Regions from separate parts of the Mus musculus genome. Here region 2 is linked to region 1. Evidence: chromatin loops called from intact Hi-C (ENCODE). Cell type or tissue: left cerebral cortex. All regions are shown on one strand. Each heading gives the region's core, and the rest is flanking DNA. Links, peaks and the distances in the headings are about the cores only.

Region 1 (16,353 bases), core at 4,516-12,515:
GGCACTTAAATCGTGGTGGACCAAGAGGCAGAAAGCAAGGCAGAAGTCAGGGCACAGAAATAACCTTCAAATCCTGCTCCTCATGGCTCATTTACACCAAATAGACTCTCCTCATAGAGGTTTCAGAACCTTCAAAAGTTATGCCTCTAGCAAAAGACCAAGTGTTCAAACTATGTGCCTAGGAAGGGTATTTCAAATTCAAATAATAGCATGTTTATGCCTTTTTGAGTGCATTTATTTCTATGTGCACATATATAGTCCAGTAATTCTCTCTCTCTCTCTCTCTCTCTCTCTCTCTCTCTCTCTCTCTCTCTCTGTGTGTGTGTGTGTGTGTGTGTGTGTGTGTGTGTGTGTGTGTGTGTGTGTGTGTGTTGGGGGAAGGGGCTATGTTTATGTAGAGGCTGAAAGTTGATGTTGGGTACCTTCTTCAATAACTCTGATTTTTTTATTTTTTTATTTTGATTTTATTAGATATTTTCTTTATTTACATTTCAAATGTTATCCCCTTTCATGGTTTCCCCTCCAAAAACCCCCTAACCCCTCCCACCTCCCCCTGCTCATCAACCCACCCACTCCTGCTTCCTGGCCCTGGCATTCCCCTATACTGGGGCATAGAACCTTCACAGGGCCAAGGGCCTCTCCTCCCATTGATGACCAACTAGGCCACACTCCAACTTTTTAGATACAAAGTCTCTCACTAAACTTAAAGTCTCTCACCAATTTGGCTACACTAGCTAACTAACAAGCTCTAGGGATTCAACTTTCTCTACCAAAACTGGGATTACAGATGTTATGATGCTAATGCCATGCCAGGGTTTTTATATGGATGCTAGAATCCAAACTCAGGTCCTCCTGCTGTGGAAAACCCTTTACTAACCAAGCAAGCTCCCCAGACCCTATACCAACAGTGTTTAAAGGACAAAGGATGTTTCACTATCTCCAGGGAGCAAGCAGACACATTGGTGACTCAGATGGCCAGGGATCCTGGAATTAGTTGGTGAGATTCAGGATCTGTCCTAGCACACTTAAGAGACATCAGTGTAGTACAACAGAAAGACTCATAGACTGTGCCTTGGATACCATGGGCCTCTGAGCCAGTTAGCTACCTACTAAGATTTACCACTGAGTCTAAACTGGAAGATGTCTAAAATTGACCTGTTGTTGTTGTTGTTGTTGTTGTTGTTGTTGTTGTTGTTGTTGTTGCTGTTGCTGCTGCTGCTGCTGCTGCTGCTGCTGCTGCTGTTTTGTTTTTCTCTTTCAATATAAATCCTTCTGATCATTTTATGTCAGTTTTCCCAATGAAAGCATGTCATTCCACCTTCTCAAATATTCTTAATAGAAGGTAAGTTCAATTCTCAGTTACAGGGGTGGATCTTCTGATCAGCCCTGACCAATCAAAGCATAGGAATCCCTTCTCCTCAGTTTGGCCTGTCCGATTTCCTGACCAATGTGCTTTCTGACTACCAAGGCAATGCAGCCAGCAGGAGCACCTCCCACTCCCAGTGCCTCCCCTTCCTGTAGTCAAACCCTTCCTCCCTTAAGTTGCTTTTGTGTCAAGTGTTTGATCGCATGGCAAAGGCCACCTGTGCACGCTCCTACTCTCCAGAACCCTGAGAAAATTAACTTCTTTTGCTTAAACCACCCAACACACTAAATTTTGTTATTCTGGCCCAAGTAAAGTCACACAATTGGCTTTTATTTTTAAGCCTTTTAATACAGTGAAATACATGGTTGGCTTCCTAATACCATGCCAACTTTCCATCTCCAGCATAAATATCACTTGCTTATGATGCAGTCATTCTATATTGGTAATTTTTAGTTGCTAATGTTTATTGAGGATTTTTTTTTCTCATCTAGATTCATAAAGGCTATTGGTCTACAGTTTTCTTTTCTTAAACTGTCTTTGTCTTATTTGGGCATCTGGATAATATTGACTTCATGAAATGATTGGAAAAAGTATTCACTCCTCTATTTTCATAACACTTTTTGTATAAAAGAAATATTTTTTAATATCAACAGAATTTGCCATGATATTCTCCAGACGTTCTGGGGAAGGGGATTCCTTTGTGGGAAGACTTTATTCCCTCTCAGAGAATAAAACACTTTATTTTGAGCCGGTTTTCTGTACCCCAACTCCTACAGAGTGATATAACGAGAGAAGGTGACATTTGCATATATGTCCTATTGTACTAGAAGACAGACACTTGCCTGGTGCTCAGAGAACCAGATTTTTTTTATTATTATTATTATGAGCACAAAGAGCACTTGCCCTTTGCTGCAGAGAAAGACATTATCTCAGTCTTCCATTCCATAAACAGACCTGCCCTTTGCTTTAGAAAAGGAAGCTGTATCTTCTAAGGCTAGCTACAAATATATCCTTGAAAACAGTCCAGAGTAAAAGTAGACCATGCCTTTCTGTAAGGCATACTGGAACACAGGAGCCCATGGAGAAATGCCTTCCACAAGCTGTTAGGAGTTTGGTCCTTGCAACAGCTCTGCCTGTTCACTGTCCAAGAGTTGAGAAGAAAGATGACTTATGTCACTCTCATTGTTTATGAACATGACTTTCCCTTCCAAGTGCTTGCTGTATAAATTTGGGTCTGGTACTGATCGCATCCCACAGCCTTCATTTACCAGTTTGAAATGCATCTTCAGGGCTTGCTTTCAGCTTCTCTGCTCCTGTCTATTCCTGATGGTCATTTCAATACTTACTTGTCAAAGCTCTGCAGTGATTAATCCCAATAAGGGCTTTAGGAGCCTAACCACTTTATAATTGGGATATTACCACAGCTTAGAAACTTGCACCATTCTCTTACCTCATCTTTGCAAGTAAAACTTAAGACATAGAAATATGATTCTTCATATCATTAGCAGCAATTTTGGGACTATCTATATAAAATAAAAACAAGTTGTTTTGAGTTGTATTGTTCCATTATTTTGTTTAAAAAATTATGTTCCTTTCTCTCTCAAACTATGATGATACAAATATGAACTGTTTATATTATTACTGTCCCATATGCTTAATCTACTTTTACATAGATTATAAATAGATAGATGATTGGGTGGGTAGGTAGGTAGATAGATAGATAGATAGATAGATAGATAGATAGATAGATAGATAGATAGGTAGATAGATAGATAGATAGATAGATAGATAGATAGATAGATAGTGATACTTTTGTATAAATTATCTTCAAAGTCCATATTGTCACCTCCACTCTATTATTTCCAACTGTCTCTTTTTAAATTATCTCCACTTCTTCCCTGCTGTATCACAATAAATTTTGTGATAATTCATGACTGGAGTGAATATATAAACAAATTACAAATTTATACTTCTTTTCCTTCTCCTTCTCCTCCTCCTTCTACTTATTTAGAATTAATTGTTGTGGAGAGCAAAGTGGTTTGGGGACAAAAGAATTTTTGTCCTAAGGCACCTGTGGATGGCCATACTCAGGTCAGGTCAGCTCCATCATCGATCAGCTACGTTTCTTTTGCTCTGGCCAGACACTGCAGAGAAAAGCTTGATGTTTGTTTAAAAAGAAAATCATATGAAAATAGCTAACACAATAATGAGATATAAGTTCTAAATCTTTTCTCACTTTCTTCCAGATCAGAGACTCTTTAGCCTCTCTTTAGAACACGTGCTGGCAATGGATTCCCTTAGATTTCCTTCAACTGAGAATGTCTTTATTTCTCTTTTTACTCTTAAACAATGGTCCCTCCAGAAATAGTTTGCAACTGGCAGTTGTTGCAAGAGATTCAGCAAGAGATGTGCCTGTGGCTTCCTCCTGGAAGTGCCTAGCACCAGGTGAAAAGGTCTGAACTACTCTAGCAGACTTTCTCAAGCAAATAAGCTTAGTTTTTGCTGCCTTTTTCCAAGATTTTTTTCTTTGATTTTAGTTTCTTTGGAGTTTAATTCACAAAATTTCTGGAATTTCTTTTACATAAACCTCACAGAGTTTTCTTAGCTTCTTTGTATGATAGTGTTAATTTTCAATTTGACAGAATCTATGAGATGGATCTCCAGGCATGACCATGAAGGGTGACCTTGATTTCATTAATTGAGGTAGAAAAGTGAGCCCACTGTGGGTGGCACCATTCCCTGGCTGGGTTACTAGACTGTATAATTGGGCAGAAGGTGCTGAGCAACAGAATGAATTCAGCCCTCTCTGATGGTGGATGTAAGGAATGACCTACTTCAAATTTCCTGTTGCCTTGATCTCCTTGCCACGATGGGCTGACTATACCTTGAACTATGACTGGAAACAAAACAAACTCTTTATCCACTAAGAGCTCATTTGCAGAGGACTTTATCACAACAACAGAAAAAAAAAGACAACCTGTACATTAATTTATTTTACTCCAACTAGAATGAATGAGTTATTATTTTGTTGAAAAATTTAGGTTCCTTTCTCTCTCAAACTATGATACAAATATGAACTGTTTATATTACTACCCCATATTTTTTTTATTTACTTTTTTAACATAGATGAAAGATAGATAGATGATAGATAGATAGATAGATAGATAGATAGATAGATAGATAGATAGACAGATAGTGCTACTTTTGTGTAAATTCTCTTCAAAGTCCATATTGTCACATCCACTCTACTATTTCCAAATGGTTCTTTTTAAATTATCTCCATTTCTTTCCTGCTGTTTTCAATACTAGACACCAAGATCCAGGCACTGGCTACCATTACCCTGCACTGAACCCCACTATAGCTCCAAGGAACTTTTCTCCAAAAGTTTAGCTTCCCTCAAGGCCTGCAGTAAGATGATCCCAACTTCTATAGTGATGACTGCTCAACATGAAGTGTCAACTGGTATGTTAGTGACATGAATATTATAGGAGCAACCAACCACTTTCTAATTGGCTCTAAGGCTCACTCACCACAATGAAACTCACACCTAGTGCTGTTAACAAGGCTAAAAAAATTTGTGTCTGGCTACATCATAGGTTCTTGGGGCCCAGAAGCCCCTGGCATCTCAGCCTCTGTCTTGGCCATCATCTATTAACTAACACTCTTCTGCTTCTGCCACTATCTTTCTTCTGCTCTGTAACTGACTCAGGACATTTTACAATGAGGACACTCCTTTCCTTTTACAATGAGGGTACTCCTTTCCGGACCTTTCACAATCGGGACATTCCTTTGATGTTAATGTGTTACCTAGCACCAGGGTTTGGCCTGTGCACCTGAGCAAATGCCATCTGTGGTTTTCAACTTTATAAACCCTCCATTTCCCAAGAGTAAATGAGGCTTGAACAGAATTTTTGTGTCTCCTTTCTTCGAGTCTTCTGATCCCAAATTTGTCATTGTAGCTCCCTTCCCTCGAGAACCCTGTTGTTTAAGTCCTGAAGGTCTAGGCAATAGGCCTTATGAGAGAACCTAATAATCTTCTGTCATATGGACATAGTAATGAGCTGCCTCTAAGTTCATACTCATAGGTCATACTCATAGGTCAGTGCAGCTCATAACACTCATTAGGGAAGCTTCATTTTTTTAGCAGACAGTGACTAACACAGACCCACAGTGGTCAATTTTTAGATAATAGTAATAATAATAATAAAAACAAAAACAAACAAACAAGGAAATCCATTGAGTACTCAGCTCTGAGTCATTTACGTCTCATCCCTTCGGCAAAGGCCCAGAGATCATCATAGAATGGGTGGAAAATCAGTCATAGGCAGAGGTAATAGAGGTCTGAAGCAATAAAAGTATTTGCTTGAAATGACAACACCATTGTATACATACACTTACAGCAGCTGTGACTGTATGCAGACAATCTAACCAGCCAAAATTCCAGCATAAGGGAAGAACTAGATGGGAGAAAAAGGGGTCTTATTTGACCAAAACAAACTATATACATATATGAAATTTTCAGACAATAAAAAATTTACACTTGTATTCATTTGTTAAATAAAAACTTTGATAGATGCTCAGGGTTGGGATATATTAGCTATCTTTCCCATTTGTTATGATCGTCCTTATTCATGCTATGGCAAATGAGTGACACACACACAACACACACACATATATATATACATACATACATACATACATACATACATACATACATACATAATACATTGGATAGTATCTTAAGAGGCTCTGGATCTTTTTAAGCAGGTAATCCTCTGTTGTACTAGAGATGAAGGTCCCAATGGATGTGTGTGTGTGTGTGTGTGTGTGTGTGTGTGTGTATATATATATATATATATATATATATATATATATATATATATTCACATATATACACATATATATGTATATACACATACATATGTATATATACACACATATATATGTGTGTGTGTGTGTATGTGTGTTATGTTCTGCTTGGACTGCATCCAGCTGACTCATTACACTTCACTTCAGAAGGGTAGAGTGGAAGCTCAGTTGCAGCCTCATCACCCTGGCATCTTTCAACTGAAGATGGAACAGCATCTTACATCACCTGGTTGCCTTCAGCTAAGCTTAACTTCCCTCTAAACCTGGCATCTCACTTGTGAGTACCTTGCTCACTCATACTGCTTTTGTGCTGCAAAGCTGCAACCTAAGCTCACCTTGCTGGCTCTTGCTAACACCAGAAGAGAAGAGAGTGATAATGAGCCCCACTTCCTGCAGCCTCACTCTGGCTTATTGACACAGTTTCTCAGGGGAACTGTCATACACAGAGATGGGGCAGTAGAAATGTATTCCTGGCATGACCTACCTTGCACTGTCTTGTTTGTGTAATATAATAATACTAGTTTCTTATTTGTGAACATTCCATAAGATAATATTTATAAAGTACATCTTGTAGGGCATATTAAACAGTAAACATTTATGAAATTATAGTTGTTATGATAACAGTTGGTCTGGAAAATTAGCCAATTAATTCATTGTTAGAAACTGGAATAATAAATGAACAAGATGACTCATTGCCCTCTTAGAACATGGCTAACATTAGTATGCTGTGCTAATCAGGAGGCTAGTGATAAAAGCAACCTGCTAAGAAAGCATGGATAAAAATGTTTTTTAGAAGAAGTGATACTAGAGGCAGGCTGTGGAGACTCAGTAGTTCTCCAGGTGGCATCATGCATGTGGGAGTGAGGGAGTATTATGGGCAGAAGGAATTTTAAGAGCAGATCACAGAGCTGCTAGAGACATTTAAAAACATGGCTTCTAAACACTTTGCCAAATCAAGAGGTGAAGCTGATATAACCTATTCTAGATTCTGAGTCATATGACTGCCTTAGGCATAGGAGCCAATATAAGAGAAGCTCAGTTTTTTTCCAAAGACAGTCCATTTCCTGTATCTTTGAACACAAACTTGGAACTTGCTTGGTGTGCTGTGAAGAAGCCAAGCCACCACACAGGGAGGCTACATATAGCTACCCCAACAGACAGCCCCAGCTGAGATCTCTGCCAACAGCTAGCACTGACTGCCAGCCACATGGATATGCCGCGTGGAAAGCAAAGCCTCACTCTCAGGTCAGCAGCCCTGGCAGATACTACATAAGACAGAGAAGCCCCTTCCCCGCTGAGCCCTGCCCCAATGTGGATGCATGAGCTAAATTAATGAGTACTGCTGCTTAAAGCCATTGCCTGTTGTGATAACTTGCTAGGAAGCAATAGGTGAGAAAGTTAGCAGACTATTTATAAATTGGTGGTTAGTCTGACTTTGGAAGGAACAGGCACAGAGATAGAGAAAGCCTTTGAGATACTGCACACAGAAGTGGGAGCAAGAGTCATGAAGACCAACTAGGGAGTTGCAAGTTCAAATTATCTCTAGGCCCTTATTTCTTCTGAAACAATCCAAAGGGTCCTATTAACATGATAACAAACAACATAGTAAAATGTTAAGAATTCTTTCCAAATATATGTTGTCACTGACATATACATTTGTTGTGGTGTTAGAAAGTGGCTCTAATCCAGACAGACCACCACAGTCCCACAAGAAGAGGTTTATTCGGGGAAGTAGGGAAGAAAAGGAGAAAAAAGGGGCCAGGGGTTGGGGGTCTCTGCCTTCTATTTGGACCGTGACATAATCACATGCACGACCAGTTACAGGTGAGGCACACAGGTGAAGTGCACACAGGGAGTGTGTGGCGGTTACCATGACAACAGATGCAAGAGGATGGCATCATCGCTGGATTAGGAGGCAATTGTAAAGCCACTTCTAATGCCAAAATTTGGCTTCTGTGGAATTCTAGCTGTGTTCTATGAAAGATACTTTAAAAAATTCTTTTCTGAGAATGAAGACTTGGCTCAGAGGTTAAGAGCACTTCCTGCTCTTTCAGAGGACTAGAGTTCAGTTCCCAGCACTCACTTGCAGCAGCTCAAAGCTGCTATAACTCCAAAGGATCTGACATTCTCTTCTGGTCTCCATAGGCACTCCCATACATGGGTCATACACACGTGCATGCACGCGCGCGCACACACACACAAATAAATAGATAAGAAAGAAAGAAAAAAGAAAGAAAGGAAGGAAGGAAGGAAGGAAGGAAGGAAGGAAGAAAGAGAGAGAGAGAAATTCCAGCCCCTCCATCTAAATGGGTTAAAGATTTCAAAATTTAACCTTGTTTCTGCTGCTTAGGAGATCTAGTTGCTGTGGTGGTTAATATACAACCCCCAAAGCTAGTGCGCTCTCTCTCTCTCTCTCTCTCTCTCTCTCTCTCTCTCTCTCTCTCTCTCTCTCTCTCTCTCTCCCTCCCTGTCCTATCCTATCCTATCCTATCCTATCCTATCCTATCCTATCCTATCCTATCCTATCCTAACAGTTATATTAGGACAGTCTGACTCAGGGGAAAAGAAGGTTTGTATTTTCCAGGAACAAAAACAACACTTTGAGTTCAAAGCTTCCACACCTTCCATGAAGACTTGTCAGGCACAATCTGTTGACTGGCTGGCTTGTCCCAGGCTCAGCATCCCTATAAATACATGTGCATCATCTGTTTCCTTTATTTGGACCAGGTGGATTTCTATAGATTAAACCTTTATAATTGTTCTTATAGGATCTGGATTTAAAAAAAAATATGTCCACAACTTCAGCAAAGTTGTCACTCTTGGTGGACAATGGGAGGGACAAGGTCACATGTAGTTTCCACCCATTCAATAAACTCTACCTGATGGTCAGGCTAGTTACAGAACACATAGCAGGAACAAATGAGGTAGCTGACCTAACAAATTATCCTTGATCAAAAGGCTTTATGGTCTATAGAAAGGTAGCAAAGTCAAAAGCACAGATAGATTCAATCATTTCAAGCTATAGCGTGTACCTGAAGGATAGCAGCAAGGTGGCATACTGCAGGAGAAGGGCATGGGGTCTACTTCAGACATGGTAGTCAGAAAAGATGATCTGAGAAGATGAGAGCTCAAGATGACACGAGGAAAGAGTATCCCTAGAGACTTCGGTGCTTTCTAGAGTTTTAGTAGTTCATCTCTATAATTTCACGAGGTCCTGCCAACCGCCCACTTGAGTTAGTAATCCTGGTGGAGGATCATCTTTCTATTTCCGTTGGAAAGCATTCTCATAGATTGAGTTCCCCAAAAGCATATCCTGACACAAAAGCACATATGAAAGTGTTTATTAGAAAGACTTCCCAGGACAAAAACAATAGGAAGACGAGGGCATGGGAACGGAAGTGAGAGAAGCCAAGCAAGGCCCATTAGGAAGCAACGTGTGGCAGAAGGAAACTGGGACTCAATTCCATAGGGAGTTATGAAGATGACCCAGATCATACTCAAGCTGTCGCGATCAGAGAGCAAGGGGGTTACGGTCCTGACATTGATCTAAAGCTATGTCCAAGATGATACAAATTCCCAGGTACTTCTGGTCTTTGCAAAGAACAGACCGAGCAGTTTGCAGCTGTCTAAAGGCACTTCCCTGGCAGAGTTTCAGAATCTGGCTGTTGGGGGGTTGGCTTACATCAGTCTTAAAGAGTCATCTCAAGCATCCTTGTCAGCGGGTATATTTATCTTTCTGTTTCAGTTGAGATTTCCGATATTTATTGCTGTCATTACTGTCTGTTGGGAGGTGATGGATGCCTCATTGAGCCCCCATGGATCCTTTGCTAGTCCCAGTCAATACTGTTTCAGAATTAAGTTGTGAAAGCCCTGGGCATTCTTCACACAGAAAGGATCACCCCTCTGATTTCTACTGCAGTATCAGTACTGGGTCTTCACGGGGGCTCCTCTCTGATATCCTGCTGGCCTGTGTCACGGAGATCACGTGGCTTTGGTTCTGCATGCCTGGCCCCTTCACTCCCTCCAACAGTTCATACGGGGTAGGTTTTTGAGGTGGACCAAATCGATGAGATGGATCTGGGCCTGAGTAATTAGCTGAGTTTTTCAGTCCCCAAACTCTCCTGCATCTGTGCCACCAGCAGAGCCAGCTCTTCTGCTTTGCCTAGGCGAGGGACAGGGCCAGCTCTCCTACCTGCCACAACCAGCAAGGGGTAGGACCAACTCTCCTGCTCTCACATCCTCAGAAAGCTCTTCTGTGTCCAGGCCACCAGGACCAGATCTACCATGTTGTCCAAGAGAAGTACAGGGTACAGTCTCCCGTGCCCACACCTTCTGTATATGATTTTTAAGACCAGATTTTGCTACGTATTACAGACTAGCTTCAAACTCATGAAGATCCTCCTGCCTCAACCTCCGAAGAGTTGGGACTATAGATGTGTGCCTCCATGCTGAGTTCACAAATAATATTAATTCATAAATAAGTTACATAAATTATCTTTTACTTAAGTCATTCGTCACCTGTGATGCTCACCATTTCACTGTGACAAGACAACATCTGAGATAGGTAAATTATATGGAATAAAGCTTTGTTTAGCTACACAAATTTGGAGTTTCCAGTCATGCTCCTTTGGCCTGTTGATTTCACCCTGTGTTAGGACAGCAGCACATCACAGTGGGAAACTTGTCAAGCCAACCTGCTCATATCACTGTCTCAGAGGTGGTTAGGACCTGCATAATTCCAAATATATTTTTCTCAATGCCCTAACTTCCTTCCTTAGGCTCTGCCTCATAAAATATCTATTTCTCACTAGCACCCCAGCCAAGCATGCAACCTAAAGACTCTGGAGGACACTGTATAAGATCCAAACTATAGTGTTGCATAAATTTTCAACTCAAGTATTTTTTAACCCCAAATGAATAGGGAACAAATCTACTGTCCTGACAATTTATTCTTGAAGGTCTAGAATATAAGAACTTGTTTGAGTATGGGAGAAGCAGAATTAAATGCTCACAATAAATATAGAGCAAGACAGTATAATAGTATGCCCAGCACTGAGATGGGTTGGCCATGAGAGCTAACAGAGAGAAAACTAGGAACAAATCCTACCTAGAAGCAGCAACACAAGTTAGTGCATTCTCACTAAAGGCAAAGGTATTAGGAGCACAGGGCATGGCTATCTCCCTTCTGTTACAGGAATGAACTGAAAGGAAAATATCTAACTAGAAGGAGTTCATTATAAAAAAATAAATGGGATTGCTATTTTAGGCAGAAAGCACAGCAAATGCAGGCGTCATGTCTAGAAATCCAGACCATGGATTAGTCACCTCTAGGGGAAGAAGAGAATGTGACAATGGTGGATAACAATAAACAGGAAGAGCAGAAGTAACCAGAGGCCAGCTTTTGATGATTCTTGATGGAAGAATGTTATGACTATCTTGGGAGGAAGCCTCCTTAATTTTATATCTAAATAAACATAGTTAAAGGCAAACAAAAAAATAAATAAAGGAAACCCACTTGCTTTCAACATAGGCTCAGAAATTTTGTCACTTAAACAGCCTATAAACTGACTCAATCCTTAGGAGCATATTGTGGGAAGGTTTCAAAAGCACAGCCTAGAAGCCTGTTAATCCTGAAGAGGAGGAACACTCAATAAGTTAGGAATCTGAAAATCCCAAAAGACAGAGAGGCCAGATGCCAAATGCTTCCATGAGGCTCTCTCTTCCATCTCAGGTTATAGACGGGGACACTGACGTCCCACTGTCAAACCCTACAAATCCCTCTTGCATGCTTGTGTGGGTCAAGTAGACATTTTATTACTAACATATTCTAATGTGGATACTGAAGACAAAGTCCCTGTGTGTCCAAAAAAGAAATCTAGCGCTTTCTCCCACTGAAAGGGAGAATGGGGGTTATTGCATATCCAGTAGTTTTTAAGTTCCTGCTATATACCCTAGCACCACTATTCTAGGCCCTTGAAATATGTTAGGGAGCAAAATAGAATAATTCCATGCCCCTGTGTTGAGCATATTGCCATGAGGTTGATATTTCTTTGCTTCCCAGATGCTGGGATGAAAGCCAAAGAGGGTGACATACATCTATGCCTACACTTTCATAAACTTGTCTTGGGGATATTAACATCTTGGATAAAGTCTTTTAGAGCCCGTAAAGTTATGCAGCATCTCTAAAAATATAAACAAAGTGGATTTTTTTCCTCAGCATCACTTTTAGCCTTCTAATTGGTTTCTAAACTTGCACTTGAGACTTACCATAAAGTGTGAATAAACCCAGTCACAGCATTTGAAAAGCAATTAACAATGTACTATCACAGTCTAACAGGAAAAAGTTATTGCAGCCTCTTGAGACCTTACCCTGCTCCAGATCCACCAAGTCACTGACCTTGGGCTGCTAGCTGTAGATTCTGGCCAGTAGTAATTCTCTCTATGCACAGCCGCTGGTTCTAGTTATCTGTTGAGTTATGCAAATGGCTGGGACATGACCTTCTCATGCACATTTTAGGATCCTTCCAGGGATCCACTATCCAAATGCTTCCCTCTGACTCCAAAGCAAATGGAAAGAGAATTTGAAGTTTTTCTTCTGACTCTAGAAAACAATGGTCATTAACAAGAAATGAGGTTGATACCAATAATCAGAAAGATGGTGATGGCAATGATGATCATGTAATGATTTAAGAAGCAATGTTTATAGCACTTGGTTTTGCCACAATGCCTTACAGATTAGAACATCTATTGTATCTTTCATTCTCAGCAGTGAGCTTGGCAGAAATTGTCAGTAGATTTAGTCCAGGTTTATGGAAACAATGCTTTTCTTTCCAGAAAGGGTTTAGGGTCCAATGATTGGTTTTAGCCTTTTAAAATATATATACACAACACATGTTCATTCTGTAATCCACAGTAAACAAAATGTAAACTAAAATGCTCCAGTAATTTAAAAATCCTACAACCTAGAAATACAATATGCGTCAAAATGTCTATGAGTTCCTTCTCTATAAAGAGTTTTCAAAACCATGCACACGGGGAGCTATGAAGATAGTTCAGCAAGTAAAGGGGCTTGCCATGGAACCTGAACTCAATCCCAGGACCTATATATGGTGGAAGGAGAGAATTAACTCCCTGAGATCATTCTCTGACCTTCACACATGCCACACACTAACAAAAATCCATTCATTAATACACACATATATTTAAAGGAAATACATATTTTCTCTTAGGCATGCTTGCTCTTTTCATTTATTATTACATAGCTGACATTTTCTATGACAAAATATAAATCTATACAATCTTAATTTGGTACACTAGATTTGTGCATCATAACTACTAGCCATTTACTTTTAATTTGGGACTATTACACGTTATGTTGTGATACATAATGATGTAACTTTATTCTCAACATTTGTAGAATTATCTGCTTATTTAATAGTGCATGCACAACACGTATGAGTGGTCACTTACATTGACTATACAAGAATAGCACGTTATTTATGATATCACACCACACATATATAGATTCTATTGTCTATTTATGAGCATAACCAACTCCTCATATGCATCTCTAAACTGGATTTATATGTCTTTCTTTCTTCCTGAATAATTTAGTCCAAAAATCCATTTGGCGAGCTGAATGGGAAAGATGGTACTTTGGGGATTCAGATCAAGTGAAGGAGGTGGCCAAGGGAGACGTTGGGTCAGCGAAGTTAGGATGCTGGCTATAATTTTGAGGGAAAAGGAAGGACTATGAACAAATAAGTAAATATTTGAGGACAACAAGGTCTGGCATCTCACTGTAACAAAGAAAGATAGTAAAAGAAAAGTCTAAAATGAAACATGGTATTGAGTTAAAGACTGAAAGAGCCTGGAATAGAGGACACATGCGCAACAATGAGCACCTCTCATGATACCTCGTTTTCTAAAGAGCCGTCTCTGTTCAACAGAAGAATGCCCCTTAAAGAAAAGCCCAACCCAGGAATCAGTCAGAGGACACAGAAGGTACATCTGTGGTATCAAATATCAACACTGATGCCAATGTTGTCCAAAGTGCTCAAAAGATTAAGGAGGTGAAGCAAAAAGATGGCAGATCCAGCTTTGGAGAAATCCCACTGGCTAAATCTGAGGCAACTTGAATAAAAAATAAATAAAGTATCAACAATAATGGGTGGTATATTAATGAACAAAGTAAGAACCTATAACTTGCCATTGATAAGAACACTAAATGAATGAATGAATGAATGAATGAATGATGGAAAGTCAGAAAGACTGAATGGTCTTCTTGATATTATAATGGAAACTAATAATTTAGAAAGAGCTGCAAAACTTGAAAGTCAGCATTTCCAGTTCTGAAATTAATTCAGGAAAAAAAAAACAAAACCATTGGTACTAATAGATGAGAAAATAGAATTAAATAAAAATTTTAAAATTAAAAAATAAGAGACAAGAAGATATTTATATGTTCTCAAGTTATCTCCTTACCAAAATGGTTACTATGTACATATAAAGTATACAAAAACTATATGCTTAAATCTCAGATCTCTAAAAGTTAAGACAGTATGATAATTCACTTGGGGGCAGCCTGGGTTACATAGCCAGACTCTGTCTCAAAACTACAACTACAACTACAATAGTCAGACACCTCTACCCAGTGCTGAGTGTTGACATCAGCAATGGTTAAAGGAGTAGCAGTTTCCACATGGAACACAGTGCAAGGTCTCAGCCTCCTCCTGTGAATTCCTACCCAAAATGGATAACCTAAAATCAATCACTGGGCTTCATCAGACATACTCAGACAGAAGGACACTCTACAACATAAATGCTCCATGGTGCTTAGGTATTTTTATAAGCTCTCATCATCTAACTTGAGAACATATAAATATCGTCTTGTCTCTTATTTTTTTAATTTTAAATTTTTATTTAATTCTATTTTCTCATCTATTAGTACCAATGGTTTTGTTTAAGATGTATAAGTGTCCTTTTCATAGGCAGAACCTTACCCTGAGCTTGAACTTAGCTACTGTCTACTCTCAAACTTCATTACTAACTGGCATATTTGCTGCTATAAACTTTTGTAATGAAATGTTATATTTTAAAGAAAATAAAAAATATGTGGATGTTATAAATGCCAGGGCAGGCTGAGGAGCTCTTCCACCTTGGAGGTAGCTGGATGAGACATATTACCAACGGGTATCTGTAACTGTGACTTCACTAAGTTGTCACTTGGGTGTCATTGGAATGCCCCAGGACTAGCAAAAGTTGAGTTTCTCCCTAGAAAGTAGATGATGAGGATTGGGTAGACAGTTCTTGTGACTTGTATAAAAATTTGAAGTCATCTCAAATAAAACATGACTAGCAAATAAATTTATTTTAAAAAGTGTTGAAGCTATCTCTTTGTTGAGGAGACATGACCTTCTGTTTAAGAATTCTTAAGTCTTTCCTACCATAGTAGTCCAAAAAGAAGGCTTGCATGCCAGTTCATAATTTTCACACTCAGTTTCCTCTTTTTAGCGTTCCTCTTTTCTACAAGAGTCTCCTTGTAAACTGACCATAAATCCCTTTTTACCTTGGCCTTCCCTATCCTGAAATGTTCCGGCTAGAAGCACATGACTAGAGTGACTATAGACTCTTGGATGCCTTTTATCCTGAACCTGAACCAGAGATCTGCCATGGAGGCATTCATACTGGCACTTGGACAAAGTGGGACAAAGCAAAGGTTCATACCAAGGGACCTGAACACATTTAAGTACTTGCTGCCTGGAAAATCTGCCAAGCCCAGTGGCTGCTACACTAGATTCCTGTAGCCTCATTCCTACTTCATGGAGGCTGAAATGTTGTCTTAATGAAGTTAGAAATAACTTTGAGCCTGAGAAGAGGGTTGGGTGGGAATCTGATGAACATATAAAATCAGCATGTTTAGTTTCTCAACATTGTCTGATTGGTCAGCATTGTTTTGAAAAACAGCCCAAGAAATACACCAAGAAATAGTGGCCACCTTCATGACACCCTGTGTCTTGGTATAACCTACTGCTGCAGATCAGATATGGCACTGGGTTGACAACAGCTACTACTGCTTGAGCACGTCCTATGTGTCTGGCCCAATGAAAGAAATGCT
Region 2 (16,353 bases), core at 5,137-13,136, 250 kb after region 1:
CTAAGGATAGGCGCTCGGGTAGAAGGGTCCTGGCCTGTCCTCCAGTCTTGGTTTTCTCTGTGGTAAACATTAGATAATTAAAACTTACATACGAATTTGCCATGAGGGTTCAAAAGGGGAACATAAGCTAGAAATATCAGAATTTCTATCTCCATATACAGGTTTCAAGTTCCCATTATAATATTGGAAATATGGCTTCGACTTAGGATGTCTTTTTTTTTTTTTTGGTTTTTCGAGACAGGGTTTCTCTGTGTAGCCCTGGCTGTCCTGGAACTCACTCTGTAGACCAGGCTGGCCTCGAACTCAGAAATCCACCTGCCTCTGCCTCCCAAGTGCTGGGATTAAAGGCATGCGCCACCACGCCCGGCCCGACTTAGGATGTCTTAGGCCCTGTTAAGTACTTTATATTTCTTAGCTTGTTCATTCTTGTAGATGGACCCTATCATTGTGTTGTGTCCTGTGTGTATGTGTGTGTGTGTGTCTGTCCCAAAACTCAGAGAAGTAAATCACTTTAATAAGGTCCGATAGCTGATATGTGGCAGCGATGTGAGCCCATGTCATTTGCATTTGAAAATCCACTCTTACATAAATCAACGCTCCTTTCTGGGAATGGGATCATTAGAAGTTACCCAGCTTAAAACATCCTTCTTTATAAGAGCTTTGGTTCTAAGAACTCACTTGTGTGTGTGTGTGTGTGTGTGTGTGTGTGTGTGTATGTGTGTGTGTGTATGTGTGTGTGTGTGTGTGTGTATGTGTGTGTGTGTGTGTGTGTATGTGTGTGTGTGTGTCTGTGTCTAGGTACGTATGTGCCATGTGTGTATGTGGTCAGAGGACAGTTTGAGGATGCTGTTCTCTCCTCTTACCATGGGTTCCATGGATTGAACCCAGGTTGTCAGAGTTGGTGGCAAGGCCTTAACTCTCTGGACCATCTCATGGTGGGCCTCAGTGATTTGTTTCTGATCCTGACTGGAATTGATCCTACTTGGCATTCTTGTTCACTTAATTTCCAAAATCCAGACTGATCACTATGGGGTCTGTCCTCTTACAAGAGTAAGCAAATCTTCCAAACACTACTTACTCCTACATCTGAGATCCCAGATTCTGGAGGTTATAGAGTAGTCCTTCCTTCCCCTCACCTCCTTCCATCATCCAGGTATCCAGGTAACTAATTTAGAGATATCTGAGTTGTAGGATGACAGGCGATGCATTTATAGCCACGCTTCACACAAGAAATGTTCAAAGAGAATTCACTCTGTGTCAACACCTTTAGCCGAATCTTTTCCCATTTCTTCTAACAATCTGATTACCCTAATTTGACACACGAGAAAACAAGGCCAGGGACAGAGTGGAGAAACTCGAGTTCCAGGAACTTGAAGCATTTTGCCTTTGCTGGTTCCAGGAGAGATTGGATGAGTGCGGTGGTTGGCTGAAGTTGTGGCTCAGAGCAGCAATGGGGTTCCAGGCTTAGAGAGCACCTTTGGCTGCTCACCTCCCACTCCCTAGGTTTGGATCGCTGTCAGTCCTCTTGCAAGCAAGCTTCTTTGGTTCCAAAGTAGATGGGAGAGCGAGCCTTGTGAGTAGAAATATGACTCGGAGTCAATTCCCAGGTGACGGTGGTCAGCAGTGCTAATGGTGTCCATAGGAACAAGCTTGTCCTGTTCTTGGTGCTTCACTTCCAGGACACAAAGCATCCTTGCAGGCTGAGTAGCTTGCTGCTCTGGACAGTGCTTAGCAGAATGAGAGAGGCCTAGGGTAATAAACAGTCTTTGAGGGGGATTATAATGACGACAGCGTAGACGGCGCTTGCTTTATATAAGCCGGGTTCACAGAAGCTCGAGTCTGTGTGCACGTGTCTTTTTCTGGCTTTGGAGAGGATAAGTGTGTATTTCTGGGTAGTTCCCTGTAAAGAAACCCAGCCTTTCAGCTTTGCCCACGCCAGACTCTATTTGCTTTTAGATATCCAGGAATGGCGTTCGGGGTATTTGAGAAAAAGGGAGGTGCAGATGGTTTTGCACCAGGGCATGGTTTCAAATTTAAAGAGGATTATGGTCCATGAACCCCAGAGATGGTGGGTTGAGGTGCGAAGCTTTGAAATTCTAATTGCAGACCAGTCTAAGGAGGTATATGCTTACCAGAGCACAATATCTCATTGTTCATATAGTCCCCTCTTGGCTGGAGGAGGCAGGGGAGGGGCAGATACATAACATAATCTTCGGAGGAAACTGAAACAGCAATTGGTGGCGGCAGTTTGGGCTCTCCGGTGAATTCAGAAAGAAATCCCTGGCTGTTTACCACTGCTGAGCTTGGAATAATCTTGACTCGTTCATCTGCAGAGCCAGGTGTGGGAGCAAACCGGCTGGAGCTGGGAGGGCTCTGTGTGGTGGTCATTTTTGACACGCCTTACCCTCTTATTTGATAAACTCATGCCACCCAAACCCAAGGTATCTGAATTAGGAGAGAAAGCTGTGGAATTCAGGGTCTCTGGGAACAGACACACTTATTAGCTAAGTCTAGGCTCTGAACAACAGTTCATTTTTACTGTTTATGTCACACACACAGAGGAGTGCTGCCAGCTCAGTAGACAGGGCAGGTACTAGATGACAACTGGGGTGTGGGGGGTGGGACCAGACTGGCTCACAGCCCTGAGGAAGACAAATCCTTTCAGAGGGAAGCCCCAGTGCTCACTGATTTTTCTCGCTGATTTGCTCTCAGTACTTTATAGGGGAGCATGGGATTTCTGAGGCGCAGGGAGCTTAATTAGGCCAAGCTAGTGAGGGTCATATTTGTTCCAACTTACAGAATTTTCCAGATGCTGTGAGAAATGAGCTAGGATTCTCTTCTGGAATGTTCATTCTCCAAATGCTACATCTTGCAGCCCTGGCAACCAGTGAGCCTGCCCTTGTGGGGTGGTCAGCTGCCAGTCTCCTCCTGCCTTATTTTCTCCCTGAGAGCTAAACCCTCCATGTCTCCCAAACCAAACTTTTAAAGTACTGAGGAGAGAAAGTACTCTTGTTTATGTTTAACCTCTTTATTCACTAGTTTTTTTTAAAAGGTCAGTTTGCCAGGGATGTGTTTCTTTATGCTCATTCCCTTAGCAAGTTCTTCCTGTAGTAGGCGGAGACACTTCCCTGCCTTGGAGAGCACTGGTAGGAACCGCAGTGGAGGCACAGTGCACACCCAATTCGGTCAAGCCAGGAAGAGAAACAGCACACATTTTAACCCATTTTTTCCTATGCAGAGAGCAAGTCCTCATCCATGAACTCAGCCTCCTCCATGAGGGTCCCTGTCTTCTACTTTCATGGGAGGCAGTTAGGGGTCCAAGATTCCCAGCCAACAGGGTATCGAGTGGTGTATCCATTCTATTCTGCACACTTTGACTGAGCCTTCTCTGACCATGGTTTATGTATGGCTCTGTCATTTTCTCCTACTCCTCCTCTGTATTGCCTATTTGTCTGGTCCTCTGCTGCAAAGCAAATTCCAAGACAGCAGGAATGTGGCCCTTGCCGACATCACTCATCTCAGAATTTGTCAGCTTGTGAGGCGAACCTTTTCCTCTTGACATGCAGTCTTCTCCTCCCTCCCTGCCGGTCCTCACTCAAGACAAGCCCTCTCCGTGGGTCCCTGAGCCACACGACCCACACGCGGCCAGAAAGGCCAGCGAACACAACCTCTAGCTAGCTATATCGGACGGTATGCAGGCAGGTCTGAGTGGGCCACAGGGCTTGCCTTCCAAAGCAGGCTTTAATGGAGGCCAGTCATACGCTTTCAAGGGCTCCTGGAGGCCAATCCCAAGGACTAGGTGGGTTTTGTTGATACCATTCTCAAAATCTTCCAGTCGGTGGTGAGAAATTAGATGGGTATGTTGGACTAACAACAGTAGACATCTTGCTGGGGCTGAATTGGTACTTTTCTCAGAAGAAAGTCAGTTCCTGCTTAGCAGTGAAGAGCATTTGCACCTGAGAAATACTTTTTGCATCTCCGGATGCTCGGCGGTCCTCTGGGGTAGGGGAAGAAAAAAAAAAAACCAAATACATCTGGACAGATGAAAGTATTTTAAAACAACCCTTCCTGTCTCTGCACAAGGCACAGCATTGGCGTTCAGAGGGCAGCAGGGCTGCGCCCCCATCCCTCGGTCCGCGCAGAAGGGAGACGGCTTTCCGGGCCTCGCTTCCTGCACCCACTCGGGACTAAAAAAGAACACGAACAACTTTTTTTTTTTTTTTTTTTTTGGTCCCTCTCTTGCAAAAACGCTCGCGTAACCAGCTCGCTGAAGTAACCGCTCCGGGGGCGGCCGGGTGTGTGTGTGTGTGCGTGGGGCGCGGTTCCGGAGCCCCACGGGCACGAGCACCAGCGCCGGCGGCTGCGAGGTGGGGGCCGCGCGAGGGCCGGGCGGCGGGGGGGGGGGGTAAGTGGAGAGAGAGGGGCGGGCGGGGCGTGCGGGGCGCGTGCGCAGAGCACTTCCGTGTTTGTCCCCGTGACTGGCGCGGGCGCGCCGCCCGCCGCTCCGCGGGAGCGAGCGCCCCAGTCGGTCGAGCCTCGCCGCTTGTCAGCGCCACCGGAGCGGTCCGTTCCGCCCAGCCCCGCCCCTCCCCGTCGCGCCCCGCCCCGCCCCGCCCCGCCGCCCCTTGCGTGCGCTCGGGGAGGCGCGTCCCCGGCCGCCTGCGCGCGCCGCTTGCAGTTTGAAGGGCGCTGCGCCGCTCGCTCCGCTCCTCTCCGCTCCACTCCTCGCGCGCCAGGCCGGGCGCCGCGGCGGGTCGGGCTGCGCGCGTGGCGTTCATGAGCCGCCCGGCGGCCCCGGGAGCCTGCGCCGTGACTCACGCCCGCCCCCGCTTGTGTCTCGTCCCTCCCGCGGCAGGATGCCGGACCAGATCTCCGTGTCCGAGTTCATCGCCGAGACCACCGAGGACTACAACTCGCCCACCACGTCCAGCTTCACCACGCGGCTGCACAACTGCAGGAACACCGTCACGCTGCTGGAGGAGGTAGGCGGCGGCCTGGCAGCTGGGTGGGCTGGGGCCCTGGGGAGCCCGGCGACTCGGGGAGCCACACCCCCTCCGGCAGCCCCCGGCCCCTGTGGTCCTCCTTGGCAGCCCTTTCCGGGATCCTGCAGGTTTGAAAGCCGGGGAAACTGAAGTGGGGAAGGACTGAGCGAGCTCTGGACACCCGAGTAGAAGAGAGATCCTCTCTGCCTTGCACCCTGTCTGGGTGCCAGGCAGTCTGCTCAGCGCTTCCACATCATTGTGACCCTTTCCTAACCCACGAAGTACGTGGCGTCAGGCCACCGAGGGCAGAAAGGCGAGGCTGCTTGGCCAAGGTCACCAGCCAGAGACTTGGAGATGGGCCGTGAATGCACTTCTCCGCAGCCCAGCGGGGCCAGGCAGGCTTAGCTGTAGAGATAAGGGCTGGTGGAAAACCCCAAAGGAATAAAAGGGAACTTCAATTGAGACTGTTGCCATCCCTGGGCCTGTGTCTGCTAGTCCCCTGTGCCTAAAGTGAGCAAAAGCCCAGTGGAAGGAGGTCTGTACAAAACGGATCCCCGCCCAGCGCCCCTTGCTCCAGTGGCTTTGGTTCTCTAGGGCTCTGCTGCACCAGATCCGCAGGACACTCAATGCAGTCTGCAGAGCTGATCAGACTGGTAGATGGGACCAGAAGCTGCGGAAAGAACAGCTCTGCCTATCAGGACCCTCCAACGGATAGATGTCCAGGGGCAGAGGCAAGGGCAAAGCTATTTCTTTTAAATCTTGAGCGTGGGGTGGGTGAGGAGAAACGCCTTAAGCACATATTTACAGCTACAAACAAGCCAGTGAAAAAGCAGTGAAAATAAGGCAGTTTCCCAGAAACTCAGCACACTTTCTCAGTGCCACAAAATATTCCCATCCTAAGCAGCTTGGCCTGTCTTGGCTGAACACGACAGTATAGGCAGGAAGAGGGTTTCCCCCATGGGAATTAGACACTTGGTTTATTTGAGGTTCAGGGAGCTCTTTTTTTTATTTAGGGCGGCTAGGGACCAGCCCTCGGGAATATAGGGAATGTTGAAGTTCTGCCTGGAACTGGCTGTGGTAGTCAAGTTGTTTGATGTATGGAGAACTGGTATTTGGGTGCATGCATAAGAGATGGAAATGTTAGGGGGTGGGAGATTTCTTTGTCCCATCTTGTCCACCTGCCAGGTGCTATAAACTAGTCTGTTTAATTCCAGGAAGGGTTGTTTTTAGAGTTTTCTCTGGAGCCATTGTTGAGTGATGGAAATGAATGTTCAAGTGGATGGAGAAATACTACCTACCTAAGTGTATTTGAAAGGCAGAGGTAGTGAATACCCCTCCCCCTTGTGACCTGTCAGTTGCTTGACGGTTAATATCAGGGATTAAGCAGAGTAGCCAGGCATTCAACCTCAAAGTGATTCTGTCCTTCATATAATTGGAAGAAGCTGACAAATTTGCTCATCTAGGAGTGTGTGGTCATCTTTTTCCATTTCTAACTGGATATGCCTCTAAAGGGTTTAACATTGATTAGGCTGTGGGGTTATTTTTCTGCCAGATAACTTCTTCTCTGTCTGCTAATAGAGCTGTCAGTTACTGTAACTTTCTGCACACTCAGATAGTGTTACTGTATTCTGTTTGTGCAGCAGATGATAAGGGTGTTTGGGGTGCTGTTTGTGGGGGATATTTGCATATTGAAGCACCTTTTTTTAGAATAGTTAATGTCAAATAAGTATCTGCCCCCAACCCTGTGTGTGTGTGAGAGAGAGAGAGAGAGTGAGTGTGTGTGTGTGAGAGAGAGTGTGTGTGAGTGTGTGTGTGTGTGTGTGTGTGAGAGTGTGTGAGTGTGTGTGTGTGTGAGAGAGAGTGTGTGAGTGTGTGTGTGTGTGAGAGAGAGAGAGAGAGAGATAGTGTGTGAGTGTGTGTGTGTGTGTGTGTTTGAGTGTGTGAGTGTGTGTGTGTGTGTGAGAGAGAGAGAGTGTGTGTGAGAGAGAGAGAGAGAGAGATAGTGTGTGAGTGTGTGTGTGTGTGTGTGTGTGTGTGTGTGTGTTTGAGCTTAGGTAGAAGAATAGGCCTTTGGGCTTGAGAAAGAGTTAGAACCAGTCTAGAAAGTTCAAAAGTGACATATTAGAATACATTGATATACTCTTGTCCCTAAAGCATGTAGAGTAATTGATACCAGAATTTTGTCATTCTTTTTCTAAACTTGAGTACAGGCTTGGTTAAGAAATCATTTTCCTCACTGTGTACTTTTTTAACCCTTGAATCATAGTCTATTTGGTTTGACTTTGTATGGTGACCTCTTCTTTATATGAAACGTCTTTTTAGCTTCTTACTGTTGGATCATAACACAGCTGAAGGTACATCCTCAGTAGATGCCAACCTGGTTCTTCAAAATTAGGCTGGGTAGTGGGACATACCTGTAATCCAATCAGTTGGTCCATAGAGGCAGGAGGATCAAGCTTGAGGCTAGCCTGGACTTCCTAATGAGTTCTAGACCAGCCAGGGCTGCACAGCAAGACCTTATTTCATAAAATGCTAGGGCAGGGACCTGCACTAGACGTGCCACACACCATGCGGCCAGCACTCAGAGACTGAGCAGAGGGTTGTGAGTTCCCAGCCTAGAATACATAGGAAGAGCCTGTCTCAAAATAAAAATATATCATTGTAATGGGGGGAGGGTGGCAGGGGGATTACTGCTCCCAAAATAGAAGGAAAACTTTGTGAAAATATCAGGAAATGTTTGCATATTCTTCACAAGTGAGAGATTTGGAAATTGAAAGAATTTGGCTTGTGTTATTGTGGTTATTCTTAGAAATAGAATTTTTGGGTAGTTTGTTTTGTTTTGTTTTGTTTTTGGTGATGTGGACACTCTAGAATAGGGAGTAATTTGGGTAGCTTGGACTATTGTTTAGAAGCAAGTCTTTTCCTAGTTCTGATAGTTAAGAATTTCCTGTTTATTTGTGACTTTATCTGCTGTTTATGTTACTAATTAACACACATGGGGCTTAACTGGAAACCTGTTAGAGCGCCAAGCTTCGAACACCAAATTGATTCATTTGGGGTTAGCACTTTCCCCTTTCACTGTGTCTCCCTGTCAAACAGTACACCATGTGGGGCAGATGCTGATATTTATATTTAAAGCCCCCTGGGACATGCACTTTGGGAAATGAATCAGATATACATAGAATGAAGAGGCTAAAAGCTTACTTCAAGGCTTCCTTTTTAGGGCTGAGGGACACATATGGTTTGGCAAGTAATGGTTTGGCTGGGACACCAGTGGCTGCCTTTAAGAGGCAGGAATGGATCAGCTGGGATTCAGCTAAGGTTTCATCCTAGCCTGTAAGTGGTTTCCAAGCACACAGCCAATCCTTTGCTTATTCAGGAACCAGAGCATTCTAGTATATGCTGTTCTGCTTGCGACCCTTTACAAGTTATAGATAAGTGGCTAGAAGACAAGGGTTTCTTGAGAATGCATGCATTGTAGGAATACGGGCCAAGATGCTGAGATGCATTCTCTCTTTAAAGATTGGGAGTGGCCAATACTTAGGGCCTTGGGTACAAGGGAGAACATGTCATATTCATCAAGGTTACTAGTTATTTGCCAGCATTTTACTTTGGTGCTGATGGAAATAATCTTTGCTCATTTCTTTAGATGCTGCTCCATATAAGGCCAGTTTTAGGCACATGGGATACATAGTTCCCTGTAGTCAGCTGTGTAGGGCTATGTGCATCCTCTGTGTAAAGTCTACATATAGTCATGTATGAAGAGAAAAGGACAGCTCTTATCTCCACTTTACTGAGAAGAAAAGGCCCAAAGAGATGACTTTTCTCTAAGGTTTCCTTAGTAAGTAAAGGACTTCAGGAATTCTTTACACAGCTACCACGTAAGATTCACATTCTCAATGTCTGCAAAGTCATATTTATTGACTCCGTAGTACATAGATGGGGCTTCAGTGCTGTCACACAACACAGTTTTGGTCTCAGGAAGAGATGTCTAAGGTCCTTAGTAGTTTAGCTTTTCCTCCTGCCCATGTTCCAGGTACTTCTTAGTAGTAATTTTAGTATAATATTTCTTCAAAGGTATGGATATGGGTTTCAGTTTGAAATGTGAGAACTTACATCAGTGACCTATGGGCAGCATCTGCTCAGCACATCTTTGAGGAGCATCTGTGTGGCAGTCCCAGTTGCCAAGCCCTGCTGGGGCACCGAGGCTATTATTCGGATTATTTGGAAGCTTATGTTATTGAAGGGGAAAAAAAAACCCCATAACTCTTAATAGGACTGAAAGGTTAAGTTCATAGATGGGAGAATTAATAAAGAATACTCATGACAGCAATATAAACTAAATACTGCAGTCTGCCATCCAGCCAGTACATGCACCATTGAATGCATTATGCTGCTAGGCATGGGGATTGGGGATGAATAACTGTGTCTGCAAGGTGCCTTCAAAAGCCTTTCTAAGGTTGCTGGATGTCAGTGTGGTTCTGGCTTGGAGACTTGTTTTTGAAGGCTTAGAATCATTTGATCAAAGGTTACCAGAGGTCTCTTTGATATTAACAGTAACAGCAATTGACAACTACTGATATTCCTACTATGTGCTAGTTATATATATATATATATATACATATATACATATATATATATATGTATATATATGATTTATTTTTATTTTTTTGTATATCAGTGTTTGCCTGCATGTGTGTATTACATACCATGTATGTGTCTGTTGCCTGAAGAAGCCTGAAGAGGTCCTCTGATCCCCTGGAACTAAAGTTACAGAGGGAAGTGAGTCACCACAAGGATGCTGGGAACCAAACCCAGGTCTTTTGCAAGAATAGCCAGTGTTCTTAATCACTGAGCCATCTCTCTAGCGTGTCCCCTCCCCCATATAGATATGCTATCATATAATGTTTGTCGCATTACTGTTAATAGTCCCATTTTACAGATAACTGTTTCTCATGTGTATGTGTATGTGTGTGTGTGTCTGTCTGTGTATTTGGTTCACAGCCAGTCAGAAATGAACTTGAGACTTAGAGTATCAAGGCTAGAGTATTCTTGCACGCCAGTCAGACTTCCTTTGTTAAGTGTGGCTCCACTCTTTGAAGGTTTGATCACAATACTGAGCTTTGTCTTTCTTATTGATGTCTGGAGATCTAGCCTTTGGTAAGTAAGATTAGGTCTCTAGTGCTAACCTGTGGACTCTCTCACCTAGAAATTCTAAAGCCAGGTCTTAATGGATTAGAGAACTAGTTAGTCACCTTCAAAAAATATGTAGTTTTAGACAACAGAAGCATCAACAGAACCCTTCTCTGGAGGGTTTAGATAAAGACCCTGTGGGCCATTTTCCCTAAAGTAGAGAAAATGTATTTGGATCTGTTCCTACAAAACCAACAAAAGAGAATTCTCCCTGTGGTACCAGTATCCTTTGTAGAAGTCTAGGCTCTGGAGGCCAAGCCTCTGATCCAGTCTGAGAGTAATTACGGTACGTTTTCTCAGAACCTAGCAAAGTTCAATGACTGTCTGCTTACAAAAACAGGGAATGCAGCTTCCCTTGTGTTTCAGATTCATGCACCCTACAGCAAGGTGTGAATCCATCAGTCCTGTATTTCACAGTAATGCCATATGCCCTCATTTACATCTTTGTTATTTTAAAAAACATTGTTTTCATCTTCACATAATAAAAGGCCAATTGAGTGGTATTCTTAGTATTCTCCTTTCATACATACATAAAAGCTCAGAGGTTAAATGTCCCAAGATTTCCTGGTAGGGTAGGCAATAGACTTGGAGTCTGGATGCAGAATGTATGAACTTAAAACCATACTTATTTTCTATATATTTCACAGTTTATAAATAAAATTTAGGCAGGAGAGAAACAGCAAGCCAATTGCTTTAGTCTGGTTAGGTAGGCCTCTCCCTAAATGTCCGTTTGTTAAGGTCACACATGGTGCTGCCAGGAGTCCTCTGTGTTCCTCATCAGCTATGAAAAAGCCATGTGACTTCCACTTCCATCCTGGCATATGTATTCTGAAACTGTTGACCAGCCCTTTGCCTGTGAACCTCCATAGTTGTACAAGGCTGAACTGCAAGTTGTGGCGGAAGTTGTAGCTGCAGTAGGCCTCTTAGATCCTGTCTGCTCTTGAGCTGCCTGGCCATCCACCACCTCCTGGTTTACAGGATACTCATTGCTAAGGAATCACTGTATATAGTTGAGTTAAAGGGAACTTGAGTAACATCCAGTCTGAGGTTGGCAGTGTGGAGACTATCTCCAAGAGGCTCATTGAGAGCTGTGTTGAATCCAATAACCAGTTACAATATTACAGAAAGGTTGGTGTACACCCCTACTAGTGTAGTGTAGTTCCGTGTAACTCTCCTGCTATTGTGCATTTGATTTGGACTCTTAATTCATTGAGCTAGTAGTATGGTGCTGATAATCTTTCACTGATCCCATGCTTGGATTGCTGGTTACAGCCGCCTAAAAGTGGAGGAGCAAAGTATTAATCTTACTTAGCTTCCTGTTCACCGGAAGACACTTGGAGCGTTGCATCCCTGGGGAGTAAAGCTGGTGAGTTACAGGGGCTCACACAGAGTTTTGTCAGTCCTGTTGCTTTCAATGTGGAGACTGAGGTCTAAAGATGAGGAACTTAGGCAAGGGTTTGAACTCAGGGCTTTTGACTCTTTTGTGCTTTGCTGGGGGAGTCTTCTCCAGCACTACTCTCTGGATCTAGCTTCTAGAGAGAAAGCCTGAAATAAGCCTGAAATTAGGAAGCTCATTTTGCACATACCAGTCACTGAGTTAAATGCTGGCCTCTAAAAACATGGTATGTGAGGTCATAGCACAATTGATACTGGTTAAGAGGCCTCCATCAAAAGCCTGTTGTGTCAGATGTTCAGACTGACCAGGCCTTTGCAAACTGCCTTGTATGTGGGGGTCTTTGAAGCCCTGAGTGTTGGGTTCCATATACATCACGTAGTCACTTGAGGATTTCCTGGCATATCCCTTCTTACACGTGTTATTTAACGATGAGTAAGTGATGGGGCTGGAGATCATACCCAAGTCTGTTTCCTCATCTCATAAATGGTATCCTTTTGAATAGAAAAGGAGATAACGCCCACGAGACACTCATTAAGTGATGTCCTGACCTGGTAAAAGCAGCCAATGAGGATCCAAGTCTTTATAGTCAGTGTTCCTCCCATAGGCAAGGAGGCCAGGGAGAGGCCCTAGCGTTCTGTAGCTGGTCTTTTGCTACTTTGTGGGATCTTCTTTCTTCCACCCTTCCCCACTCTTTTCCTACCCTTCCAACCCCCTAACACTAGATGAAAGAGAAGAAAAGAGGGGAAAGAGGGTAATGTCATCATTATGCTACTTCCTGCTTATTAGGGGTGTTGAGTTCCTTGGGGCAAGTTTAACTTCACCATCAGGATATCTAATTTTTTCTTTCTTCTTTCTTCTTCCTTTCTCCTCTGCCTCCTCCTTGAACAACTATTAACTAACCACTACCAACAGCAACCACCCACCAACCAACAAAACCTTTCAGGGCTCTAGCATTTATATACTCTAAAAAGTCCCCAGAATCCACAAAGTTGCAGAAACTACTTGTAGCTGGCAAAATCATGCCCCTGCTAGAGCATGAGGCAAATCACAGTCAGCTGCTGTGACAGTCTGCAGAGGCTCTATATTGAACGCATGGAATTTTAAAAAACAAACAAAAACCAAAAACATATTCTGATAATATTTGTGGTTTTTAAAGAAACCAACATTCCATAATTGTCACTACACATTCCTTAGTAGGTAAGTGAACAGGCGGAAGGTTTACCAGTGGACCCGTAATGATCCGCTGGGTAGATGGAGGGGACGCTCCTTCCAGGTTTACTTGAGCTGCTTGATTTCCAGGATGTTTGTTGGTCAAGTTCCTGAAGCTTTCTCTGTCTCTTGTTTCCTTATGGGAAGAGTGAGTCAGCGCATGTCAAGTGCTGAGTATTGCCTGGCATGGTGATCACTGTATTCTTGATGGCTCTTACCCTCAGGACTGTTGCTGTTTACTGTGGGTCTATTGTATTGCTGGTGTGTCACCAGGATGACAGTTGGCAGAAGTGCTTTGGAAAGGTAGGTGATGAGGAGGTCAGGTGGCAGTGCTGACTCCATATGCTTCAAGGATCTGGGTTTTAGCAGCACAGATGGGACCAGGGTAGAACTAAAGATTGGGACCATTTGTGGCTCATGGTCATAGCCAGGTTGAGCTGACGTAAGCTGCTTGCTCAGTGACTGTATTCTTACCCCTTAAATGAGAGAAACAGTGCTTGGTGTTGCCGTCTGACTCAGGCTAGCTTGATGGGCTCCCTGTGCAGGCTCTTGTCCCATGCTTTTGCCAGCCAGAGCTAATTTGTTTACTGCCACATGTCCACAGGGTCCCTTCATTGATGCATCAGATTCTGGGCAGCACTGTTCTTTTGGTTTTGTTGGAGTTTAGGGTAATGAGCTGTTTTGTTATATAATGAACACAGATATTTGACTTTGTCCGTTTCGAGGGAGGCACGTATGCCTTGGTCCTACCTGGAATATAGTGTGCTTTGCTGATTATAGCTTGAAGCACTGAGACCACAAATGATTCTATTCTGGTTTGGAGGCAGGAGCTTTAGAGTGGAAAGGATCCTTCTGTTTAGTTAGGGCATAGAGTTGCTGCCGTCTCATAAAGTAATTTTAATTGTATCTGGAGTAGGGGTGGCTCAGCTTAGGAGCCATATGACTCTGCTTGTTTTAACTAAATGGATGAGTTCACAGTGAACTCTTCCTGGGCCTGAGCATTATCTGAGCAGCCCTGTGCCATGGTGCCGTTTGTGGTCAGTTACATAAGAGCTGAATTTTAATGCTGAGGCCACGGTATAATTTTCCCCCCAAGAACTGGAATATGTATCCCTTTGATAAGACAGTACCCAATTTAGCCACCCAGAAGCTAGGAAAACAAAATTGGAGCCTTATGGCTCAGTGAGGTAAGAACCACAAAACAGTTAGAATTTGGTGCCAGCTATTGCAGAAAGCAAAGAGTTGGCTACATTAATGGAGACCATTTCTTCTCCTGCCAGATGTGAAGAAAATATACATTCTTCTCCACTCTGTTATTAACATAGCAGGGATACCTTGTATTCTGTAACATCATGCCCCAGGGGCTTAGACCAGGACAACCATAGTGAACAAACCCAGCATGCAGCAGGCTGTAATAGGTATGGTGATAATTCTTTTGTTATGGAAAATAACCAGAGATCATCCCGTCCTTTTGTGGATTAGGTTGCTGGGGCCCAGAAAATAAAGGTGCATATGTTCCTTTTGGTAAATTTCAAATCTCTACCCACCCCGCATAGATACTCACACAAAGCAAAGAAAAACACAAATAGAACTAGTTAAATAGCATTTGGATTTGTTGGAAAGACTCATAGAATATTCTGTAGGACACGAGAGGAAGAATGACAGGCAGTAAAGGCAGTACACTACTCAGTCCTAGATTACTGGCAGATATGTTCACACTGGCCCTATATACCTTCCTGACACGAGCTGGTATCTTTGAGCTCTGCTGTGGAAAAGCACATTTCATAGGGAAGTGCAGAGTGGCCCAGCTTGGAACAGCAGATCAGCTCTGGTTTGGTCAGCTTCTGGTAGGGTGATGGACCTATGATTGTTCAGGTTAAGCCTTCCCTCTCACCACTTCTCAGCACTTCCCGGTCCTTAGAGAATGGGAAGAGGCTAGGAACAGCCCCCCTCCTCAGCCCCCTCTGTACAGCTGACACAGCAAAGCAGAAATCCAGGTTTCCTGGCCTCCTCTTTATGTTTTTATTTAAGTAAGAGTTGGGTGGAGACAACAGGGTCTTGTGTCAGGAGAACTAGGAGGTAACAGAAGGTAGGTTAAAGTGCCTGTTATCTGGTGACACTTGGAAGATAGTAGCTTTTATGCGCTTCCCTCTGCACGTCTTACCTCTCCCGTCTACTCTATTCATTTGGGATACACGAAGGGCTGTGGTTAGAGGACTGTGCTGCACACTCTTAGCTTTGCTGATGTGGTCAAGAAAGACCAACAGTGGAATCCAAAGTGATGGCTTGGTGCTCTTTCAGTAATCTTTCTATAGTTACCCAGGATGGTTGGAAGGCTAGGCAGAGCAAAGGTTTTCCTTGGCTTCATCGGCTTTCTCCCAGTGGGAAGTAACCAAGACACAAGAATAAACAAGGACTAATGACTTTGCTTCCATGGAAGGGCTTCTTCACGACCCTGTCACACCTGAAATAAGAAAGTCTCCATTTTTGTTGTTGTTGTTGTTGTCGTTGTTTGTCCTTTTGCTTTTATTAAAAGATAAGAGGGTGGGGGCTCCTTTATATTCATTAATCATTCCTTTTTTTTATGAATTTCATTTCCTTTTTCTATCGATGTTTATTCACATTAGTAGCGTTTACATAAAATTAGATACTCCTTATTTCCACAGAGTGCAAATCAAAAGAGCTGCTCACTGCTGGCCCAGCAGCTGCTCCTGCTTTAATAATAGTAATATTTTTTCACAGCAAAGCAAGTGAGCGCACTGCCTCCCAGAACATGGAACAGCGCCAAGTCAAATAACACTGTCGCTGCCCCAAGGCTTCTGCATTTTGTATGTAAGCATTGGAACAAAATCAAATTCACAAACAAAACCACTACAATTAAGCATCTAGTCTGCCGTCGGCATTGTGTTGGGCACTCTACAGACATCCTCGCCTCACCTTAATAGTTCTGTAGCCCCGAGACTCTGTTTTATGGATGACTGAACTAGGCTTAGATGACTTGGGTAGTTCATGCCCTTCCTCTCTCAGACTCATCTTAAAGTGCCGTGCGTGTGTTAGCCATGTGAGATAGAGCCAAGAGAAAACGGGCTTTTGCTGAGTCAAGCAGTTCAGGTTCAACTTGCTTATTTGTTGCTGTTGTTGTTTTAATATCCCTGATGGGGCAGTAAATGACAACCATTGGGTGGTCACAGAAGTAGTTTTTCTTCTCATTTTAGAACAGCCTTGTTCATGATGGGCTGATGAAGTAGTGATATATATACATATACATACACACACACACACACACACACACACACACATATATATATATATATATTTCACTTATGTTCATATACTTGTCTTTACCCTTTTTTCTAGCCATTCTTACTGCATTTCTCTCTTTTTATATTATCGTTCCATGTATACATAGAATAAGCATAGCCTGTAAAGTCCATTTAGTGGTGCATCTGTCTGTGTGTTTAAGGCTGACCACAGTTAGGGGCCTCGTCCCTGAGAAAGACTGATACTCCATCACTCAGTAGTCATTAATTGTCTGTAGCTCTCCATCTAAGAGTGGGACCTCACACGTACTTT

Evidence for each region. Peaks named below come from ENCODE experiments on the same cell type or tissue, not always from the same donor. Only the 100,000 strongest peaks of a DNase experiment are listed, where the experiment ranks them.
Region 2: it touches region 1 in a loop (3-fold over the local background); 4 of 42 quality-filtered maps call a loop at or near these places.

The regions. Positions count from the first base shown.
Region 1 is chr15:64,553,679-64,570,031 of GRCm38, reverse strand. It overlaps Gm30632 (a long non-coding RNA gene), which reads right to left. Exons shown (of 3, transcript XR_384144.3): 2 at 12,634-12,837. Among named protein-coding and RNA genes, the nearest start is that of Gm30632, 28 kb to the right of the region's middle. In left cerebral cortex, for the core only: no CTCF peak of the experiment used is centred there; DNase peaks (open chromatin) are centred at 8,154, 8,884, 11,462, 12,263 and 2 more places; H3K27ac peaks cover 4,288 bases.
Region 2 is chr15:64,300,978-64,317,330 of GRCm38, reverse strand. It overlaps Asap1 (ArfGAP with SH3 domain, ankyrin repeat and PH domain1), which reads left to right. Exons shown (of 31, transcript NM_010026.3): 3 at 4,856-4,982. It overlaps 1700010G06Rik (a long non-coding RNA gene), which reads right to left and starts at 3,213. Exons shown (of 2, transcript XR_003951590.1): 1 at 2,798-3,213; 2 at 1-2,373. In left cerebral cortex, for the core only: no CTCF peak of the experiment used is centred there; DNase peaks (open chromatin) are centred at 5,512, 6,066, 6,248, 8,228 and 1 more place; H3K4me3 peaks cover 2,756 bases; H3K27ac peaks cover 1,464 bases.